Regions from separate parts of the Mus musculus genome. Here all the other regions are linked to region 1. The links are chromatin loops, found by intact Hi-C in ENCODE. Cell type or tissue: heart. All regions are shown on one strand.

What was found. A loop is a pair of places that touch in the nucleus more often than their neighbours do. Peaks named below come from ENCODE experiments on the same cell type or tissue, not always from the same donor. Only the 100,000 strongest peaks of a DNase experiment are listed, where the experiment ranks them.
Region 2: it touches region 1 in a loop (5-fold over the local background); 11 of 42 quality-filtered maps call a loop at or near these places.
Region 3: a loop joins it to region 1, with 3 times the contacts of the local background. A loop is called at or near these places in 12 of 42 quality-filtered maps.

What each region holds. Positions count from the first base shown.
Region 1 is chr17:53,687,346-53,692,345 of GRCm38, reverse strand. It overlaps Sgo1 (shugoshin 1), which reads left to right and starts at 3,031. Exons shown (of 9, transcript NM_028232.2): 1 at 3,031-3,135; 2 at 4,226-4,356; 3 at 4,488-4,635. The coding sequence starts at 4,494. It also overlaps the pseudogene Gm31532. In heart, a CTCF peak has its summit at 2,617; a DNase peak (open chromatin) is centred at 2,875; H3K4me3 peaks cover 2,420 bases; H3K27ac peaks cover 2,608 bases.
Region 2 is chr17:53,475,833-53,480,832 of GRCm38, reverse strand. Rab5a (RAB5A, member RAS oncogene family) reads right to left here and starts at 1,599. Exons shown (of 6, transcript NM_025887.4): 1 at 1,225-1,599. In heart, CTCF peaks have their summits at 882 and 1,935; DNase peaks (open chromatin) are centred at 992 and 1,632; H3K4me3 peaks cover 2,800 bases; H3K27ac peaks cover 2,761 bases.
Region 3 is chr17:53,564,879-53,569,878 of GRCm38, reverse strand. Kat2b (K(lysine) acetyltransferase 2B) reads right to left here and starts at 2,908. Exons shown (of 18, transcript NM_020005.4): 1 at 2,301-2,908. The coding sequence starts at 2,549. In heart, CTCF peaks have their summits at 1,902 and 2,909; DNase peaks (open chromatin) are centred at 1,498, 2,268, 2,788 and 3,538; H3K4me3 peaks cover 3,550 bases; H3K27ac peaks cover 3,239 bases.

The DNA.
Region 1 (5,000 bases):
AAGCGCAAGGCCCTGGGTTCGGTCCTCAGCTCTGGAAAAAAAAAAAAGATAAAAAATAAATAAAGCAATACATAGAACGCCCTGGCACAGAGCAGAGCATGCGCTTACGTTACATGTGTTTATGTTGCTGTGATGAAATACATGACAGAAGCAACTTAAGGGAGGAGAGATGGTTCAGGAGTTGTAAGTCCATCATGGCAGGAAAGGCAGGATGACAGACTAGATGTGTGGCAGTGGGAGTGTGCAGTAAATGCTTGTACATGCCACTGAGCAGAGCAGAGAGAGCCTAGGCCCAAAGCAGTCATCCCCAACCCTCCCACCTCCTCCAGCTGTGTCTCATAGCCTAAGGTTTTACAACCACCCGAAACAGCGTTACCATGTAGAGATAAAGTGTTCAAACCCATGAGCCTACAGGGGAGATTTAATATGCCAAAATAGGAATGCAGTGTAGTGGCTCATACCTTAAACACACACTTAGGAGGCAAAGACAGTAGGTTGTATGAGTTCTAGGTCAGTCTGATCCACATACCTATGTCCAAGCCAGCCAAAGCTACATAATGAGACGCTGTCTCAAAAACAAACAAACAAAACGCCAGCACGGCCAGCATCTTAGTTAGGGTTTCTATGGTGAAGAGACACCATGACCAAGGCAACTCTTATAAAGGACAGCATTTAATTGGAGCTGGCTTACAGTTTCAGGGGTTCAGTTCATTATCATCATGGCAGGAAGCATGGCAGCCTGCAGATAGACATGGTTTAGGAGGAGATGAGAGGTCTACATTTTGATCTGAAGACAGAAAGAAAGAGACTGTTTCAGCAGCATTCAATTAAGCCTGGGAGCCCTCAAAGCCTGCCTAAAGAGTGACACACTCCCTCCAACAAGGCCTCCTCATAGTGCCATTTCCCATAGCCCAAGCATATCCAAACTGCCACAGGCAGTAAATTCAATTAAATACTTACATTCTTGGCACTAGGCTGAGAAATTCAACCCTCTAAAATAGAAGTATACAGCAAGGATTCTGAGGTTTAATAAGTTATTTCAAGTGGTTAAGATACATTTCTAAAACATGCAGATGAAAGCTACAAGCAATCTAAAAAGTAGGACTTTCCCCAGCCTGTCTGTCTACTGTACACTTATATAGGTTCTCCACAGCTTGGGACTGCTCAACAAAGGAAAAGACTAAGCCAATATAAGTGGGTACCAAAATGATGTGATAGTTTGCTGCATTTTGGTTCTGACAAATTCCTTAAAACTTTTGGTCACCAAGTTTCTAACATTTGTATGCTATTCAAATTAATACACAGCACATGACATGGTAAGTATTAAAGAATCTTTCAAAGGGTTTTTTAATTCTTATTTTTGTATATATGTATGTGTTCTCTTTGATCACGTATGCCACATGCTGTACACAGGTGCCCATGAAGAGGGCATCAAATCTGGAGCTGAAGTCAGAGGTGGTTGTGAGCTGCCTGACATGGGTGCTCAGAACTGAACTCAGGTCCTCTGCAAGAGCAGCAAAAGCTTTTGATATCTGGATCATATCCACATTTCCAAAGGAATCTTTTTTAAAAAATTTTTTTTAATGTCAGCACTTGGGAGGCCAAGACTAGCATATCTCTGTGTGTTCCTGGTCATCGCAGAAATATCACGAATTTGAAGTCTGCTTAGGCTGTGTAAAAAACCTGCCTTAACCCGTTGTTTTGTTTTGCTTTGTTTTGTTTTTTGAATGCCAAATAAACAGACCAAAACCAAACTTTTTTAGGAGATGGACATGGTGGTACACACATTTAATCTAGCATTCAAGAGACAGAAGCAGGTGGATCTGTTTGCATTTGAGGCCAACCTCAAATATATAGTGAGTTCCAAGACAGTCAAAGGTACACAGAGAGACTTCTCTACAGCGTAAGGAGTTAGAGGTCATCCTGGGCTACAAGAAGACCCTGTCTCAAAAACAAAAACAAACAGAAAACAAAGAAGAGAGCCATAAATGAGCAGCCGTGGAACGATAATCTTAGGACCCTAGGTAAGAAATTAAGAGTGTGAACCTTGTGTGATGACCAGCATAGTAAAATATAACTTGTTATATTGGCTACGTATATCTATCTACCTTATGGCACAAGACATCTGCCAAGGATATGACTTATGAAGCAATCACTCAACTGTGGAGGCTCCAAATGTCTTGTGGTAGGGCTCCCTGCTGCCACCTTCCCCTTCCCATTTTCTTTGTGTGCCTTCAGAACTACCCAGTAACGCTGCCTGATGTGTAAGCGTGCCGAACTTTTCTCAGCATGACTAAACCCAATTCCTTGACTATTATCAGGAACTGATAAAGAAGTTTAGATTGTTCCCGGGAAAGCACTTTAAAAAACGGATCCCACAAGATGACCTTCTAATTCAGTCACGGCTGCTGCACTACAATGACTTCTGAGGTGAGCGCAGCCGGTTGTAAATCTCTTCCGTAAATGCACAGGACAGGATCGGGCTGTCACTTGGCGTTTCTTCTTGAATCAGCCAGGCCCACCCGCAGATCTCGCCAGCGGGCTGAACCTGGAGAGCCCAGTCTCTCACATCAGTCCTTTCGCTGAGCCTGCGCTAAACGTGCTGGATGGACGTTTGCCACACGGGCGCGCCCCGGAGCACAAGAGCTGCGCGGCCTTGGGCGCCCTGACAAGCCACGCCAGGATCTGTTTGGATCTTTCGTGCTCCAACTCAGGCTTCAACTCGAACTCGTCATTCTCCTGCCTCAGCCTTCTGAGAGCTGGGCTCTCAGGCCTGCGTCAACACCCCAGGTCTAACCGGAAGTCAGGGACGCACCCAGACAAGACCCAGTCTCAAAGTCGCTAGATCTCTAGGCTGTGGGAAGGCGGACGCCGAGCCAAGGCCTCAATTCCAGCCTGACTCCACCCCCTCTACCCCACCCCAGCCACAGCTGCGCGTGCGCAGGCGCGCCACGTGATGCCATTCCCCGGGGCCGGGCGCTGCGTCTACGGAGAAGGGCGGGCCGGAGTGTCACGTGATGGTGTCCGGCCAGCCAATGGATACGCGTAACGCAGAATTTCGAATGTGGCGGCGGTAGCTGCGGAGCGCGGCGGAGCGGGAGGTTGCATCTGCTCGTCCGGACCTGAGTGGCCGAGGTACGGAGCGGTACGGGCGGCGGGACTGGAGGTATCTCTCCGACCGGACGACGCGTTCCGCTCGCGAAAGCGAGCACCCCGAAATCGACAGGGCTTTTGCTCAATCAAAGTAGCAAAAACTTTTTAGATAGGGGCCGGAGGAAGGGGTGTTCTCGCCGACTTGCACTGTCTAGCACGCACAAGGCCCGATTTCCATCCCACTGTGCTCGCGCACGCGAACAAACTGTAATTAACTTTAACTCTATCAGTTATTCATTCTGTGTGTCACTCAGATGTCTCCGGTGCAAACTTTTAAAACTTGATGGTGACCCACCCATTCTTATAAGAAGTCGTTGCATTTATTCTGTTGAACTCCCCTCTCCAATCTATCGTATATACACATTGGTAAAAATAAAGGGTTAGATAAGATATACAGTACCAATTTAAGGCTTCATTATGCGTGGAGGAAAATACGTCCTGGTGAGAATACTCAAGAAGAGATTCAAGAAAACACTTAACTAAAAGGAGATGAATCAAGATAGTTCTTGTGGTGACAATTATATGCACACATTGTGGTTGGCAACAGTTTACAATTTTGAGACCAGGAAGTTTATTTTGCTTGAAGCACGCTACTGTTATTAACATGAATACATGTTTTCTCAGCCCCAAAATTACTAGAGAAAAGCTGCCAAACAGAAACCCAGATATACATATAAATTGCTTCTGAACTAATACTGTAATCCTAAACACTAAAGGTTGGCTATAAACATTGTAAGAAAAGTAAGTCTGCTTATGGCTCATACATTTGTGGTCCCAGCTACTCAGGAGGCTGAGGTAGGAAGGACATGAGAGCTCTTAAGTTCAAAACCAGACTGGGTAACAGCAATATCCTGTCCCAAAATAATAAGTTCCCATAGAGCCTAGAATGTTGTACGCCTCCAATGAATATTTACTATAAGATGAATAATTGATACTTTCTGGAGTTATTTAATACTTTCCTATGAAATAGTAGAAGATAAGGTTATAGCAAAAGCATGAATGACATTTTATGGGATTTTTTTTCTTATGATGGCTTGATTCTAACATCTTTTTTCTTCTTGTTTTGTTTTAGATGAATTTCACTATGTAGCCCAAGCATAAATCTATGACCCACCTGCCTTAGCCTTTTTAGTAGCTTGGATTATTCTACAACACCTGACTTAATATTTCTAAGCAGAAAATCAAAATATTGCTTTTTTTGAAGTAAGTTTACAATTTAGTCTTTTGTAATCCCTTCTTGATGAACAGCCTATGTTTCTTAAATTTTATGTTTAAAAAATATCTGAGAAGTGTTCATTGGTTTTTTTTTTTTTTGTTTTGTTTTTAATTCAAAGACAAAGATGGCTAAGGAAAGGTGTCAGAAAAGGTCCTTTCAAGATACCCTTGAAGACATTAAGAATCGAATGAAAGAAAAAAGGAATAAAAATTTGGCGGGGATTGGGAAACGCAAGTCCTTTATTGTTGCACCGGGCCAAGTACCCAGTAAGAGAATTTTGTGTTGTCTTCTTCCAGCATTCTTACTTTGAAAGTGTGGCATTTGTGTGTGTTGTGTGTGTTTCTTTGTGTGTGGAGCACAGTGGGGTGTTGCTGTAGTAGAAGTTCTGGAGTCCTGCTATTAATCTCTGCCCTGTTCCCCTGCAAAGGGTCTCTCACTGAACAAGGAACTATTGTGGCAGCCAGTCAAGCCCCAGAGATCCTCCTGTCTCCACACACCTTTAACACCTTACCTTCCCTCCGTCCTGCCACAGCAGATAGAGTCACCAGTGTGCAGGACCACACCTGGCTCTTTAGGGGATTTGACCTGTGGGCCTCATTGGTTTCTTAGCAAGCACTCCTAGCCATTGAGA
Region 2 (5,000 bases), 210 kb after region 1:
CAGGGAAAACATCGATTCTCACAGAAAATACAAACAAAATTTTGTACTTAGTTTTTAAAAACTGTTTCCTGCCCCACATCCCGATCACATTTTTGAGGGACAGGGACTTGTCGCCTAGGCAAGCACAGGATAGGTTACGGATGGCCTGGACTCCTGATCCTACCTACCTCAGCTTCCAGAGTGCTGGGATGACAGGCGGGGTGCCTTCACAGTCAGTGTCTTTTAAAGTGCAAAGCTACTAAATCTTTTACTTCCAAAGACCTCAAACGGAAATAAGCCCAAGTATAAACCTACACAGGTTGAACATGGTATTAATGTTAAGTGCGAGGGCTGGGGGTGTTCAGTGAAGCTACTGCTCAGTGCACAGAGGTTCTGCACTTATAACTTGTACTTTTATTCCGTCAAAGAAAACTTTTGCATAATATGCATCTCCAATCTTTAAAATAGTTTTTTTATACAGTTAGGAAGTCTTTGATTAAAAAAATTGCACTGAGCCCTTAAATTGTGCCAGGCACTGTTGTGCTGCCTACTTTGTTCACAACCCCACGGGTTCAAATTTTACATTAAGAACGATTCTGGGCAGACCTCAATATTCTGGAAGATGTAACAGTTTTTTTTTTTTTAATTAGTTACGTGCAAGGCAACTGATTCAGAACTTTAAATCCATTTCGGCGAGGCAAAAACTAATATGCCAAGAGTGACAGTCAAAGCTTTAAACTTCTGGAGGCGTTAGGATGTTAACCTGCTCGCACCTTGGCCCGGGCTTCCCACCTCCCACGGAAGGGACCAGAGGATCCCACTACTCGCACAGCCCGGCCAAGCCGGTCAGAGGTAGGCGGAGCTCCCCAATCCCCACCTGCTGGAGGCCTGGGTTCCTGTCTGGAAGAAGCCGAGAAATCAAACCGGGGTGCCGGGGCCAGGAGCTCCGCTGGGCCTGGTGGGCGCGCTCCTGAGCCACCCCCGTCACCCCGGATGCGATCCGGCTCAGTAGCCGGGACAGAGCCCCAAAGACCGGGCTGGAGACCGCCAGGGCCCCAGGCTCTTCCCACGGCGCCATCTTGTGAAGGGAAGAGGGTGCCACCCGCCGCTCCCTCAGAGGATTCCCCACGTCCCAGGCCCCGAAGCTGCTAGAAGAATGAGTCACTAAGCGCTGAGGGCCCGCGGCGGCTTGGAGGCCCCAAGCCCGGCCCGGGACCACAGGGACCCGCCCCGACGGCGGCTTACCTGGGCCGCGTCTCCCGGCAGCGAGGCCACGCACGGCCCGGCCCGGCCCGGAGATCGGATGCGCCGCGGCTGCAGCGGCGGCGTCGCCTGCTCGCTCCTTCTTCTCACCCTGGCCGGCGCGGGACTCTGAGCGCCGCCCGCCGTGCCGCCGCCCCTGCCGGGCTGCGTCTCCGCCTCTCCGTTCCGCCTTCCTTTCTCCTCCTCCTCCAGAGTCGCCGCGCTCGAGTTCCGAGGACTTCTTCCTCGTCGTCGTCGTTCTCCTCCTCCTCCTCCCTCGGTCTCCTCCCCTCAGACCGCCCCGGCTCCTCACGAACCAAAACACAAACACTCGGGCTCCAGCGCAGGAACTGCTTCCGCCGGCTCCGCCACGTAGCCGCACGCAGCGAAGAACGCCGTGACGTCATTTCCGCCGCTGCCCCTCCCAGGAGGCCGGCAGCGGCTTCCTAAGGGGGCGGGGCCGAAGTCACGTGACATCCCCGGGTGCGCTAAGGGAGAATAGTTCGGCCCTCTCTAACGCCTCCTTGATCTGAACCGACATCTTTGGGCTCCGGCTGCAAGGCGAGGCAGGAGCGTCAGGAATGAAGAGGGGGGCGTGGGGTTGCGTCACGTGTCTTCTCCAATTCCCTGGGGCCAGACCTACTCACTTCCTTGCTCTGCCTTCCTCCTCCCCGGGGCTCCACCCTCAGTACCACCATTGTTATCTGGGTGGCGGCGCTCTAAGCCGGCGGGTTGGGAACCCGAGAGGCGTGGGCCAGACCTGCGTTTTATGGGTCTCATCGGAGCTGACAGGGTCCCCACTGCCATTGTCAGCCTGGGTTGTCTTCCCATTGCGGCGATTTTCGGTCTGATGGTTCACTCACAGGCCTCTCACACCACTTCAGCAGCTCAGTAAAGGGGTTTAGGCGAGCGAGGGCTCCTGTGGCTCTGGAAATGCCCTGCTTTTCCGAGAATGGGCGTGTCTGTGATCTCGGAGAGAATTAAGACCCTTAAATTCAAAAGCTGCCTTTAGACAGCAAACCTCAAAAGAATAACTTGCTTTTATTGAGAGTTTACCTGTGTGTGTGGTTTTTTGTTTTGTTTTGTTTGTTTTTTGAGTGAAAAGGAGGAAATCCTAATAATTAGCGTTTATTTGGAATTCCCCATTGAACTAAGTAGTAAACATTTTGGAGTGATCTCTCTCTCTCTCTCTCTCTCTCTCTCTCTCTCTCTCACACACACACACACACCCATTGATAAGCACAGTTGATAAGCACACAGAGTCCTGGCATGTTTGTGGAATGAATGAGGGAGGCAAATAATTTGGCCACGATCACAGGTTAGATATAGTCTAGCCTGCAGCCGGCTCCATAACACTAGTTCTTAAGATTCCAATGAACAGCAGCCCAAGATGTTTATGGCTGCCCACAGCACACCTATTTAAGACGTTCCCTTGATCCGCATAGGTCCAAATACTCCACTCCCCTAAATTCTGGCACTGGTTTCTATCAAAAGAGTCATTCCTTGTCTCTGTCAGAAAGGTTCTGTGGTGCCTATTAGCATACCAAAACACAAGGCTAGCCTTCTGATTTACTCAGTACCTGTGGCTCTTCTCACCCCACTTCCTACCCTAAACTTCTCCAAGTCATGAGCTTCCCTCTTCTAGTTTCTCATTCCCATGTAACCCTACTATTTGACTCTCTCTCTCTCTCTCTCTCTCTCTCTCTCTCTCTCTCTCTCTCTCCCTCCCTCTCCCTCTCCCTCTCTCCTTCCCGCTCCCCTCTCCTGTGGCCTCCTTTGCTCCTTTGTCTTCCTGTCTCACTACCCCATCCCACCCCATGGCCATGTCCAGTCTACACTTTTCTCTCCCAGCTCTGGATTTTTCCAGATGCCTCTGGCTGTACTTTCCCTCATACCTACAACAAAACCCTTCCTTCCCTTCAAACAAGCATGCCTTTGAGTAGTCGTGGCCTCAGTTTATACATCTGGCACTACAAACTTCCTTTATACACAAACCACACGGACATGAATGCTTTGATCAAATCCACCCTTCCAATTTCCTTTCCCCCAAATACTCTCATATTCCACCATGACTTTTCCTCCTTAACTTCAAGTACTCTTTCTTTAAAATCATTTTTAAATTTGATTTTATGTTTATGAATGTTTTCTTGAATATATGTCTCTATACCATATGGCTCTCAGAAGAGGATGTCCTGCCCTCTTAGGTAGTAGTATCCTTTATTTACCTGAAGTAATTGCTGTCTCTGCATACTGCCACAGTCGGCTAATCTAGGACTGGTCCTGGAAGTTTCTAGCCTCTGTACAATCTAATCTAGGCCTAGAATGCCTTCAAGCTCCGAGGTTCCAGCTCAAACTCCTCTTCAAGCTAATTCAACCTGGCTTCTCACTCGGCCTTTGACTTTTTGCTCTGCTTGGCCTCAAACTAATTCAGGCGGTATGTTCTAATCTTCTGGCTCCTCATTTTCTGGTGGGTTCTGTCTTACCTGTGTCTAGCTTGCTCTCTCTTCAGTCTTTCTCTCTAAAGCTTTCCCAGTACAACTGCCTCCTTTCTCTCCGCACTGCCCATCCCAAGTAGCTTCTCTTTCTTTTCATGAGAGTTGAGCATATCCTGTTCTGTCATATCTTTCTCTGATTTGTCACTTTGTCTGCCATTCAATTAGACATCGCTTTCAAACATGTGCGCTTCCTTCTACAAACTAATTTTATTCTCATTGTTTGGGATTAAAGGTATATACTAAGGGCATGTCTGTATTCTAGCCAGAGGGATTAAAGTAGTATATGCTAAGGGTGAACCGTACCACAACTAGAGACAGGTTTATCCAGTAAACAACAGAATCTCAGGGTTCACAGTATAATCAAATATTCTGCAACATGAGTAGAATACTGAGAACTGGAGTTAACAAGTCCCAAAGAAAATAGGACAGATGGCTAACTGTGGTGCTTATTAGCATCCAACAGTGTAAGATTGGCCTTCAGGCTCACTCAGTATCTGTGGTTCCTCTCAGCTCTTCTTACCCTGCCTGCTCCCCTAAACCTCTCCATCCCACAGGCTTTGCTTTTCTTCCCTTAGCATTTGTTTTCTATATAATCCTGCCATTGCGGCTGTAACTCTCTTGGTCTTCTGCTCTTGGCTCTCTCTCTCTCTCTCTCTCTCTCTCTCCCCTCCCCTCTCATGGTTCAGTTAAGTCGATTGGCCACGTTTAGTCTACTACTTTCTCTCCCTGCTCTGGACTCCTTTGGATGTCCCTGGCTGTACTCTTCTCAACCACACTTTGGAAATATTATGTCTTCATTTCAGTCACCAGGAGGGACATATATAACACTCTCCACCCCCAAGGGGCTCAGCCTCTCCTAATCGAACCAAGCTGCTGATTTGACTCTCCTGAGGTATGTATAGATTATTTGTTTCTTCTGGCTTCTGCTACTCACCATATTTGACTCTAAATTCTAGATTCTACTTCCTCAGCTACTTCTTTGCACCCCCTGCTCTAACCCTTTGTCTGTCCTCTCCTCACCTACTTGGTAAAGGTCTTCTTAGTCTCTATGGTCCCTGGAACCTGCTTTGCTTTGTTGGGCACCTGTCACCCAGGCATCTCTCTACTAAGCCACTTACTTGTCTGCCTCAATTGGAATGTTCCCTTTCCCCAAAAGCCTCTCCCAGTCCACATCTTTAGCTGTTTTCTCTCCTGTTCTAACCATTTGACTCTCCTCCTCTACTGTATGTCACTCTGGAGCTGCCTGCTTTGTCTCTGTTGGACTACTACAAAAGATACACCCAT
Region 3 (5,000 bases), 120 kb after region 1:
CACTTCCTCCGTCTACTGGATCTACAGCTACTGAGTTCTCCAAGTCCCGTGCCCTACATCCCAAAAAGGCTCCACTGGAGTCCACTGTCACTGCGTTACTGCCTTTACCTTAGAATCTGAACACATACTCCAACAACTCCACAAAGACAGACCCCAGTGCCATAAACCTGGTACCTGGCTTAATGCCTAGCCCCAGTTAGAAATCCTCATAACATTAGCTAAATAAATCAGCAAATAAGACGGCACACTTTCAGGCTGGTGAGATGACTCAAGGAGCACACAGAAGAGATGAACACTCTCTGACACTCGCAGACAAACACCACACACACTAAACTTCATTTCAGAGTCTCTCAAAAGCAGGAAGAAAGAATAACAGGTTTTTCTTTCCTAGGAGATTGTCAGAAAATATGACCAAAAAAAAAAAAATTCTCAAGTTATACACTTGAAGTTTCAAATAATTGAATAATAATGAATAATTCAAAGTATTTGGGAAGGCCAGGGGAGGAGCATGGTGGTAGAACTGTAATCCTAGGCAGATAGGAGTTCAAGACCATCCTGGACTTCATAGGAAGACCTAGAGAAAGTTAAAAAGAATGCATGTGTACAACCACTGGAAAGTTTTCAGACAGGAGGCAGTATGGAGATGGGTATTGGTGATGGGGACTCAGGCTAATACTGAAAACTAAGTCAGGACTACATAGCTGGCTTTCTGAATGAGACTAGAGCAGCTGCAAAGGCCAAGCCTATTTATTAAGTCCTTGAACTTGCTCTGGGTTCTGTTGGCCACTCTCTCCCCGGCATGCTACACCAGAGGTCCTGTCTAAGGTGGATGGTAGGTCGGACTGGTAGGACTGTAAAACTAAGGAAGTCAATAGCTTTTGGAGTAGAGCCCCTCGCCTTTCCCATTTCTTAGAAACATACTTCCAATTTTTTTTTTTTGCACGCCTTAGTCTATACCACGTGACGTTAGTATTTCCCAGCTCCTCTGCAGAATTCAAAAGTAGTAATATACTTGCTTCGTGGAAAGTATTCTCAGTTGCCACTCACATCTCCTGGGGGGCTTTGTTGGAAATGTAACTCCTCAGACCCCACCCCAGACCTCCTGATTTTTGCTTTTAGCGATTCCAAAGCATATTTGTGTGCATAAGGCACCGCACTGGAGCCCTCTCAGGAAGGCACAGCAGGTGCTGTGACTGCATCGATAAACAGGAGGTGACCACAAGGAATGGGCAGGGCATGCTTGAGACCCCAAGGTCCTTAAAGCTCCAGAAAACACGACAACCAGAATGTCCCGGAAGGGAAGTCATCTACCAGGTTTATCCATCCTGGCTGTACAGTGGGGAGTAGGAATGAGAACCTGGATGCTGCGGATGCGACTCCTTTTACAGTAGTAAGCTGGAGCAGCAAGCAACACGGGAGGTGTGAGTGAGTGAGTGCCTGGTCCCAACCACAGGCCGCCCGGGCTGACAAGGCCAAGTCCCCGCCCACTTCTGCTGTCACCCAGTCAAAACAAAGCCGCAGTCTACAGTGCAGAGTCGCTCTCCCCTGCAGCCTGGAGATGCTGAGCCCCCTACAAGTGCTCTACAGCTGGATGCCCTGGGTGCCTAAAGTCCCCAAAGAGGGAGAATGGCAAGAAAGCTGTCTTCAAACTGAGCAGACGCGCTCGCCGCCTGGGCTGTCACCCTGCCAGACCCTGTTTACACCCTAAGCGGCCAGGATCCCGCTTTCGCTAAATAAATAATAACAATAATGACAGGGTTGTCGCCGCACGGCCGAGGCCGCCAGGCGCCAAAGGACAGGGGCTTGGGGCAGTGCCCACCTCCCACCCCGCGCTCCGCCCCTTCGCTCCCGTAGAGCGCCAGGATTCCAGGACACTTCTGGGTGCTCCACAACCCAGCTCCTCCTAGCGGGGCTCAGTGGGGAGGGCGAGCGCGGGGAGACACACGCTAAGATGCCCCCAACCCCAAAAAAGCTGCTTCCCAACCCCGACAGATCTGCCACACCAAGCACAGTTACACTCCCTGTGAAAGGACTCCCGCGAGCTCCTACAGAGCAGAAAAAGCCCCAGTGCCGAGCGCTCCGAAGCCAAGACTCATCCTTCCCAGAAGAGGGACACCGGCAGATCTAGAAGACCCCCTACCCCTGTCCCAGTGAGATGCTGTGCAAGCCGCAGCGGCAGAGCGCGCGCACAGAACGCAGCACTTCCGCGGTGCCGGCGGGAAGCTGGGAGTGGGTGGGGGAGGGGAGGGGGGGTCCGAGCCCGCCCGTGACCCCGCGATTGTGCTCATCCCAGCGGGTACCTTGCAGGCGGAGTACACGCCGAGTTTCTCCAGCTTCTTCGCCCGCGGAGCAGAGCGCAACTGCGCCTTCTTCACGGCGATCCGGGCCGAGCCGCCTCCTCCCGGTCCCTCGGCCGTGCCCGCCGCGGCCACCGCGGTCGCTGGCCCGCAGGAAGCAGAGCTCCCGGCAGCGGTGGCCAGGGTCCGGGGGGAACCGTGCGGGGGCGCGGGAGGCAGTGCTGGGGACCCGGCCCCGCCAGCCTCGGCCATGCCGCCCCGACTGTCACCCGCAGCTGCCAGGGTCCCCGCGGGCGCTGGTGGCGGAGCCGAGACCCTCCCCCCCCCCCGGCCGCCGCCCTGCGCCCTCCCCGCCCCCGCCGCACTCGGCCGCCAGCGATCGCAGGCCCCCGCGCCTCCCCAGGCGGCTAGGACGCTAGCGGGCCCGAGCGCCTTGGCCGCGCTCTGCTCCCCTGGGCCTCCGGCATGCTGCTGCGAGCGTAGCCGCCCGCCGGGAGCGCCAGGGCCCGTAGGTGACCGGCGACCCGCGAGACCGGGCCGCTGCAGCCCAGGCACCTGCCGCCCTGCGCTGCTGGCGTCCCTGGGCCTGACACCCTCCCGCGCCGAGACCCAACTTCCTCCACCCTAGCGGGAGCCAGAGGAAAAAAAAATGTTTTCCAGAAGTACCCGTCAGCGGCCAATCCTCCTCTTTGTTGCTAATTCACCAAAATCATGGCGTGAAGGGTTCCTTTTTTTTTTTTTTTTTTTTTTGACTTTGAGTTAAACTTTTTTTTTTTAAACAATTCTTCCCCATCGTCTTCTCCTGGTAGTTTCTGAACCGAATATGACCAGAGAGGGAGGGAGATGACTCAATGGTGTGTGTGTGTGGTGTGTGTGTGTGTGTGTGTGTGTGTGTGTGTGTGTGTATCACATAATACTTGTTCGTTTGAGAACATTACATGTCGGCGAAATGAAAACTAAACGCATGGAAAAAGTTTGAAATTAGTCCGCCTACGGGGTTCACTCGAGGTTGGCTACTTTCAGCTGCTAGTGTGTCTATTGTTTTCAAGTTAACCAGAAAGACAGCGTCCAGGAAAGTGATTCCGATTTTGACTTAAACTTCAAAATCAAAACTATTGTCCCTGGCTCTGATGGTAGGAAGAGATTGTTTCATTTTTTCACATGGGTCAACCTTCCTAAAGCGATTTGAATAGCCCTGCATTGCCGGTCAGCACCGTTGGCAAGTGCCCTAATTCTGCGGAGCAAGCATAGTCACAATGTGGGACAATGGTCGTAATGAATTTGTGATTGGTTGTCTAGCAAGCTTGGTAGCTCCTGCTGAACTCCAGCCATATGGGATGGGCTTTCCCTTGCAAATACTCTTACCAGTCATGCTTAAAGTTGCATTTTATGTCTCAAGATGTGTTTCGCCAGATTCTGTGTCCTTTTAACGCAGAGTAATGCAATGCCAAGAGAGAAAGAAGTCTCTTCTCAAAGGAGTGACACCTGCTGTGAAACTGCAGCCTTACTAGGCTACATCTAACTGAAGTCCTTACCTAGGCTTGACCTTAGCCTAGTGTGGAAGCTCAATAGAGTAAGACTCTTGCCTCAAAAATTAATTAAATTAATTAAAAAACAGGCCAGGAGCGGTGGTCTTCACCTTTGACCCCAGAACTGCAGAAGCAGAGACTGGCCAGGCTCTGTGAGTTTGAGGAATTCTGGTCTACTGTTAGGAGTTCCAGGTCAGCTAGGGCTACACAGTGAAACCTTGTATATAAAGAAACAAGGAAAAAAAAAAAAAAAGAACTCAGCATGTCTTTAATCCTGGCATTTGGGAGGCAGAGGCAAGTGGATTTCTGAGTTCGAGGTCAGCCTGGTCTACAAAGTGAGTTGCAGGACAGCCAGGGCTACACAGAGAAATCCTGTCTGGGGAAAAAAAAAAAAAAAAAAAAAAAAAAAAGCTCAGGGGTTTTTTGTTTTGTTTTGTTGGGGGTGGGAGGGCTCAAGACAGGGTTTCTCTGTGTAGCCCTGGCTGTCCTGCAACTCACTTTGTAGACCAGGCTGGCCTCGAACTCAGAAATCCTCCTGCCTCTGCCTCCCGAAAAAGCTCAGGTTTTACATCACTGTCCTCTGGTTGTTTGTTCTTCAAGTTTCTACAATAATGTCATTAAAACATTACTTACTGGGGAAATCCAGGTTCTCTTATATGTTCTTAGTGTCCTTTATCTAAGAATTTTTAAGTGGATTCAGAAGGAAGATTGAGGCCCATTGTATTATAGTGAACTGTAAATTCTGGCAGCTGCCCAAAGGTAAACAGAAGGAAGAGAAAAACTGGCTCATTTTTAGAGTGCAGAAAGTAAGCCTGTTCTGCACTTGGAGCCTAGGTGGGGTGTAAGTAGCTGTACAAAAGGGTGGTTTGGAGATGTATATAACCTTCAGAGAAAAGTGGAGAATGCCCCGAGGGCCAGGGGTGGTATGCTTATGCTCTTGGCCAGAAACCAAAGAAGGGATAGAACTGGTGTGAAAACAAAGATACACCTTTTGAGTTAAGAGGTCAAAAAGGCAGACAATCTCGAAAAACCAAAAAAAAAAAAAAAAAAAAAAAAAAAGAGGCAGACAAGAGTTCGAGGCCAGCCTGGTCTACAAAGTGAGTTGCAGGACAGCCAGGGGTATACAGAGAAACCCTGTCTTGGAAAAAAAAGGCAGACAAGCTTAGCAGTCCAG